Regions from separate parts of the Homo sapiens genome. Here region 2 is linked to region 1. Evidence: chromatin contacts called from ENCODE Hi-C or POLR2A ChIA-PET data. All regions are on one chromosome and are shown on one strand. Each heading gives the region's core, a stretch centred on a gene start or an enhancer-like site at or near the end of the contact. The rest is flanking DNA. Distances are from core to core; before and after follow the strand shown.

Region 1 (3,706 bases), core at 856-3,355:
CGGAACAGGGCCTGGCATACTTTACCTAGCGACTTTGTAGGGACTTAGTGAATGTTCCCCAACAGATCTGTCACAGAAACTGTAAATATTGCCCTTCACCCCTTCCGCACCTCTTGCAGCAGTGTTATCCAGGAAGGTTGGAAACCTTAGGAGATGAAGGGGCCCTTTTCTCAGGGCACTCCAAGAGAACCCTCTCAGTGTCTTTTAAAATTGTCAAGGTCCCAGCTCATAGCAGTTCCTCATAAAATACCATTCCTGTGCCGGGCGCGGTGGCTCACGCTTGTAATCCCAGCACTTTGGGAGGCCGAGGCAGGCGGATCACGAGGTCAGGAGATCGAGATCATCCTGGCTAACACAGTGAAATCCCGTCTCTACTAAAAACACAAAAAAGTAGCCGGGCGTGGTGGCGGGCGCCTGTAGTCCCAGCTACCTGGGAGGCCGAGGCAGGAGAATGGCGTGAACCCGGGAGGCGGAGCTTGCAGTGAGCTGAGATCGCGCCACTGCACTCCAGCCTGGGCGACAGAGCAAGACTCCATCTCAAAAAAAAAAAAAAAAAAGCACCATTCCCTTTGCCATCCCCTGGACTCACTCCTCATCCTATTCCCCAAAAAGTGAGAAGGGCAGGCTGTGTAGATGGCATTCCTGAGAATGAGCCAGTGGAGAGCATCTGGCCCTGGCATGTGAATTCAAGCCTTTTCCCAGCTGTAATAACCACCCTCTTTTTTCCACAGGGGCTAAACTGCACGGTCAAGAATAGTAAGTCATCTTTTTCTGTTCTTCTTCTTGTTGCCTTCTTAATCAAGTGAGAGCCTGCTGCCAACTTCTGACAGAAGTCTTGCCATGCCACTCCAGGTTCAGGCTGTGAGCTACAGCCATCCGCAGGAGGGTTCCCGGAGAATTGTGGATGCGTGCACCTGCGCTTCCTGTCGAGAACATTCATTATGCAAAAGTCAGGAAAGGAGAAACAGAACTGTCATTTGGATTGTGAAAGTATTCTCTGGGGAGCTGCCCTACTGTATCTATAATATAATTTGATTTGCCACAGCTTGTCACTGTAAAGTGAGAGACATCTGTGCTGTTGATTTTGTTTTGTTTTAATTCAAAGAGGCACATATTCAAGTGTCTGAGCCAATTAGAGACCCCTGACATATAACAATAAAGCAGCTCTTACTACAACTGCATCCCTCCTGTGCCCTTATTCCCAATCACAACTTCTTCTCAAAATCAACTTGTGTACTTTGTCTTCTCTCCTAAAATTCCCTTTAGACTTGAGAGGTTTGCAGTGACCCCAGTAAACATTAGAGAAGAGGGAGCAGGGCAGTAAAGCTGAGGACGCGGCCAAGGGCCACAGGCTGGAAGGCCGCGGGCCCCTGAGCTGTTTGCTGTCTAGCTGTCTGTACCTGCTGCTGGGGCATCTCAGGGTCTCGGCTATAAGTCTCTGAATGTTGCTTTTCCCTGGCTGCCAGGTACCTGCCTGGATGACAGCTGGATTCACCCTCGAAACCTGACCCCCTCCTCCCCAAAGGACCTGCAGATCCAGCTGCACTTTGCCCACACCCAACAAGGAGACCTGTTCCCCGTGGCTCACATCGAATGGACACTGCAGACAGACGGTGAGTGGGCATGCCAGCAGGGCCCTGGGGGATTCTCCCTGCCTCCAAGTGGCTCTCCCAGTCAGGCTCAGGATTGGGCTCCCAGTCCTGTGCTCAGACATGGGGGTTCAAATTTAGTGCTATAAGGATCCGTCATTTCATGCAGTCAAATACTTGTTCAGCATTTTAGATATTAACCCACAGTGATACCTTCTCATCACACCATTCTTCATGAAAGGACTTCCTTCAACCTAATATTTTTAGCACCCTGAGGGGAAAAAAAAGCAAGCAGTTAATTTTGTGACTACAGTACCAAAAATGAAGTGGAAAATGGTAACACATTTGTCAACCTGTTCCCTGAATTTAGGGGCCAGCACTTTTAAAACGTCCCCCAAGCCTATTCAGGAATGGAGAGTTTATGTTACAGAATTGGGACGATTGGGGCTTATGAGCACTAGCCCCAGATTTGTGAACGGGGCATGGGGGAAGTTCTTTTTGGAAGTCCCCGCCCTCAGTGCTCCTGCTGACAGCCACAACCTCGTGAGGATGGTGGGGATGGCTGTGTTTGACACCCATGCCAGATTGTCAAAGCCCTCACCACAAGTTTGCAAAGCCTTTACTTCTAGCCCAGTGTAAAGTGTCATTTTTCCTTGCCCAGCTGGGAAATAACTGTCTGCAAGGCGGTAGGCTGAGGCCAGAGAGTGAACTGAAAGGAACAGGATGTGGAGAGTTGGGTAAGACGGCAGATTTTCTTTTAGGAGTGAACAACCGCAACAGATAGGGAAGTGACACACCCAGCACTTGTCTTGGCTGATCTGCATCTGTTTGTCTTCTCTTCTCCCTCTCCTGCAGCCAGCATCCTGTACCTCGAGGGTGCAGAGTTATCTGTCCTGCAGCTGAACACCAATGAACGTTTGTGCGTCAGGTTTGAGTTTCTGTCCAAACTGAGGCATCACCACAGGCGGGTAAGAACACAGCTCCTGAGTGGATTATGTTCCACTGATGACACCAGTACAGACTTCTTGTCCCCAAATTCAGACCCTGATTTAGAGTGGGGGAGACCCAGAGGTGCTGAGGGAGTCTGTGGAATTCAGAATGGCAGCCTGAGATGGGCAGAAGTCAAAAGAGAAGTGGTGTGGCCGCCGTGAGCAATAGTGAGGGACAGAGCGTATTTTTGAAAGCGTCCCTCACCTGCTCACCCCTGGTTTTTCTTCCCACTTTACCTAGCTATTCGTTCGGAAAGGAAGTTGAATTGGAAGGCAGCTTCCACAGCCCTACCTCCTGCCATCTTTGTGTAACTTTGTGTAACATCTTTTATGTGTAACTTGGATTCAGCTGGGGCCTACCTTCAGGAAGAAAAAACCGCCCAGACCAAAGAACTGCTGTAGGTGGGCAAATGAGCACTACAACAGCTTAGTCTCATTTTGCTGCTCACAGCTAAATGGTGAAATGTTGATTCTTGTTTAAGTTTGTTTAAAGCAGTGGGTCTCAAAGTGTGGTCCGTAGACCAGCAGCCTCAGCCTCACCTGGGAACGTGGTAGAGATGTTTGGCCCCACCCCAGACTTCCCAGGCCAGAAACTCTTAGGGTGGGGTCCAGCAACTGGTGCTTAACCCTTAAGTCATCACGATGCGAGCCTTAGTTTGAAGACTACTGGTTTAAATCTGCAAATGGTCACTTGAAAACAAGTTAGATCTCCCACAAACTCAAGCAGCAAAGGCAGAACCCCTCTCCGATGTTAAATTAGGACCCCCAAACTTGACTGCTATGCGAATGGTGAGAACCAGGTTCCTCCGTCCACTTAGAAGCAAAGGACCCCGGCCCCTCCACCAGGGTAACTAGAATGGGGGTTGGAGTCGATGTCTGTAATCTCTAACACCCAGAAAATAACTTAGCACAAATTCAAATATCATTGCAACTGAGGTGCCTGCTGGCCCAGGGTGAGTGGGGGTCTCTAGCTTGTCCTTTGCACCTTTTTACTCCATAATGGTCTCAAGAGGTTCCTGGCTTTTCCGTTTGAGGAGGAAGAATCATTTGACAAATAGTTTTTACCTGCCTGGCGTGTGCCAGATCTCCATAGCCCCAAGTCCCCTGGCTCCGCCCTCTCATACCCAT
Region 2 (3,300 bases), core at 394-2,893, 390 kb after region 1:
AATTCATTGGTTTTTATGTATTAACAAAATTGTGCAACCATCACCACTATCTAATTGCAGAATACTTCTATTACCCTACAGAAGACACTTTGTACCATTAGCAATCATTCCCTGTTTCCTCCCACCCACTTCCCAGCGTCACTATTCTTACTGTCTCCACAGGTTTGAGTGTTGTAGGCCCATCTTATAACTGGAGCCATATGGGAAGTGTCCTTTTGTATCTGGCTTTTTTCACTTAGAGTTATTTTTCAAGTTTTAACCATGTTGTAGCATGAATCAGTACTTCATTCATTTTTATGGTAAAATAATACTTCATTGTGTGGATACACACTTAATCCTTCAGTTCATGGGTATGTACGCAGATTTTAGCTTTTGGCTGTTAGGAATTCTGCCGCTTTGAACATTTGTGCGCAAGTCTTTGTGTGGATGTGTTTTCCTTTTCTCTGGGGTGTACACCTAGGAGTTGGAGTGGCTGGGTTGGTAGTTCAGTGCAACTTGGCGAAACTTCCACAGCAGCTGCACACTTAGCCTTCCCACCGGCCGTGTGTGAGGATTCCGTGTCTCTGCATCCTGGTCAGCACTTGTTACTGTGTGTTTTTTGACGTCCTCCATTATAGTGGACATGAGGTGGTACCTCATTATGGTTTTGACTTGCATTTCCCAAGTGGCTAAGGTTGAGAAACTTCTCTGCTGCCTTCTGCTTTTTGTTCCTTTGTTGGTCCTTTAATGCTTTCTTTTAGGCACATGAATTTGTTTTAAGTGTATCACTTTATTTCCACTATTGGCTTCTTATTCTGTGTGTGTGTGTGTGGGGGGGTGGGTGTTTAGCAGTCGTAGGGCAAACAATATATATCCTTAAATTTTATCCAGAGCTATTCAGAATTTTTATTGTACCTCTTCATGCCTTATACATGATACTTGAGACTTCTCACTTCATCTGTACAGTATTTAGGTTCCATTAAAAAAATAGCCTTTATCATTTTAAAGATACATTTGGGGTTTATTCACTTTCTTGGTTACCCAACATAAACATTCATAAACACATGTAAAAATCTGTATTATGTACATGTTTCTCTAGGCAAAGATGTTTTGCAGATTCTGCCTTAACCATATTTTCCTTTAATTTGAAATAACCATGATTTTAACTTATCTTGGCTGTCATGTTGATTTTAGTATGTGGGATATAGTAGCTATTCTACAGCCCTAGAGAAGAAGAACTGTTATTTTAATTATTTTGGCCTGGTCTTTTTATAAGCTTCGAGAATAAATGCTTTATCAAGTATTCATACAGAATCTTTTACTTGTTGCTTTACTACTAGAACCAGAATATTTATCTCAATTCAGTACTTATGTTAAACGTGGCCTGTGTGTACATGTATTTCATTTGCTTCACAAATTGTTGTAGCAAATGGGAGAATGCAATTTGATTTTTCATCTTATCTCCATTCTGGGAAGCCTGGTGCCAAACCTTTATTGCTCCCCTGTAGAGAGACCATGGCTGCCCTTTCATGTCCCTAACACATGCCTCAAAGAACTTAAGAGTCTTCTTCTTGTGATCTCCCCAAACAGGGTGCAGATATTAACAATGTGTTGTCCTACACAGTGAAGAATTCTGCCAGTTCCAGCCGGCAGAGGCTTGTGCTGGAACACTTGAATCAGGTCGTGCCGTCCTTGGTCTCAGCAGTAGAAGCATGTTCTGTCTGGAGCAAGCTGAGAAATTCTCTGCTGGGCCTCTAAGAAATGGCTAACTTTAAGAGTTTGGAAAGGTTGTTGACTCATTCTTATTTTCACTCTTTCTTGCTCTTTCACTCATAGAGGGAAAAAAAGAGGTAATTAAGAGCCAGTCTCTTACTGCTGTTTTGTAGGATGGAAAATGAATGCGAAAATGGGTCATTTAAGAGTATTTGGAACTTTTCCTAGACAAGAAATAAAATAGACCTTGTTGTTCTGAGAAATTCCGTTTGGTTTGATCTTTGCATTACTATTTTTAAATGAAATGTTTTATTATAGTTCAAGATAATTTCAGAATGATGAGAATTACTAAGTCATTAAGAGGGAATTGCAAGGAGATGAATGGATGAGTAAGTGAATGAATGTTCCAGGTAATCTAAACTTGAGAAGCTTAAAAATATGTACACATTAGTTTTTAGCAGCACAGTGCCACTGTTCTTTTTCCTTTATTTTATTTTACTTTATATTTTATTTTATTTTATTTTTGAGACAGAGTCTGGCTCTGTCGCCCAGGCTGGAGTGCAGTGGTGCAATCTCAGCTCACTGCAACCTCCTCCTCCTGAGTTCAAGTGATTCTCCTGCCTCAGCCTCCCGAGTGGCTGGGATTACAGGCACGTACCACCATGCCTGGCTAATTTCTGTATTTTTAGTAGAGACAGGCTTTCTCTGTGTTGGCCAGGCTGGTCTCAAACTCCTGTCCTCAAGTGATCTGCCCATCTCGGCCTCCCAAAGTGCTGGGATTACCGGCGTGAGCTACTGCGCCCGGCCTCTTTTTCCTTTAAATAGTAAAACCTGAAAGTACATGCAAAATTGTGTGCTCATTTTTCTGGGGGAGAAAGTATGTAGTCTTTATCAAATTATTAAGTGTTTTCTGTCCTATAGAAGATGAAGAACCAGTAAGTCAAAAGAATTAGCCTGATTTTTAGCTTCCTGAAGCCTTTTTATTTCAAATCACCCTTAGCCAGTGCCTTTGCCCTCAAGAGATTTTTCCCCATTCACTCTCTGATGTTTAAAAGGAGATGTAGATTTCTAGGAGAAGGTTGATCTACATACAAGGAAATGGAATTGTCTTGGATTGTAGGCCCTCAGGTGTCTCCTAGTTAAGGTGGCATGGAGATAGATGCCTTAAGAAAGCTTTTAGCAAAAGTGATGTAATTTAAACTGAGTAGGACAATAGGCCTGTTGGGAAGGAATCTGAAACATGGAATTGTTTGAGACAAGTAAGGGCTTCCAGACAGACTGTTGTCTAAAGGAGCAGCACTGCGGATGCACACGCAGTGTTTGTGGGCTGGTATGCCTGTACTTTCTCAACCTCACATTGGAATAAGAAAGGTCTCGCTCCCTGGCCCAGCATCTTCTGCACATCCTCCAGTGAAGCTGCTATTCTGGTGAAATGATACAGATTTCACTGATTCCATGTTTTATTTTATTGCAGGAAAAAACAGACTTTAGTGTTTGTGGAACTTGGTGTACATTAGAAATTCTCGAAAGCATGCGGTAGATAAAGAGATTTATTGCCAAAGGATGATTGTCTTCTACACACTTCTGGCTACTAAAAAAGCAGTTTTT

The links. Hi-C counts contacts between places; a loop is a spot of excess contacts on that map. ChIA-PET counts read pairs that join two places held with the same protein, here RNA polymerase II (POLR2A). Pooled maps may share reads with other maps.
Region 2: a map of ovary shows a loop between it and region 1 (3-fold over the local background). The contact joins two enhancer-like sites. A Hi-C loop is called at or near these places in 11 of 168 maps with a recorded cell type or tissue (HCT116, Right ventricle myocardium superior, adrenal gland and 7 more), 2 of 37 single-sample maps with no recorded cell type and 10 of 50 pooled maps. POLR2A ChIA-PET finds 5 or more read pairs at or near these places in 2 of 52 experiments (CD4-positive, alpha-beta T cell and OCI-LY7).

The regions. Positions count from the first base shown.
Region 1 is chr22:17,096,331-17,100,036 of GRCh38, forward strand. IL17RA (interleukin 17 receptor A) reads left to right here. Exons shown (of 13, transcript NM_014339.7): 2 at 732-756; 3 at 1,467-1,613; 4 at 2,445-2,557. Among named protein-coding and RNA genes, the nearest start is that of IL17RA, 13 kb to the left of the region's middle. Within about 2 kb of position 2,106, at least 7 of the 41 ENCODE cell types and tissues checked have a DNase peak (open chromatin) inside an H3K27ac peak, as active enhancers do.
Region 2 is chr22:17,490,773-17,494,072 of GRCh38, forward strand. The region is part of intron 2 of CECR2 (CECR2 histone acetyl-lysine reader); the gene reads left to right. Among named protein-coding and RNA genes, the nearest start is that of SLC25A18, 71 kb to the right of the region's middle. Within about 2 kb of position 1,644, at least 4 of the 41 ENCODE cell types and tissues checked have a DNase peak (open chromatin) inside an H3K27ac peak, as active enhancers do.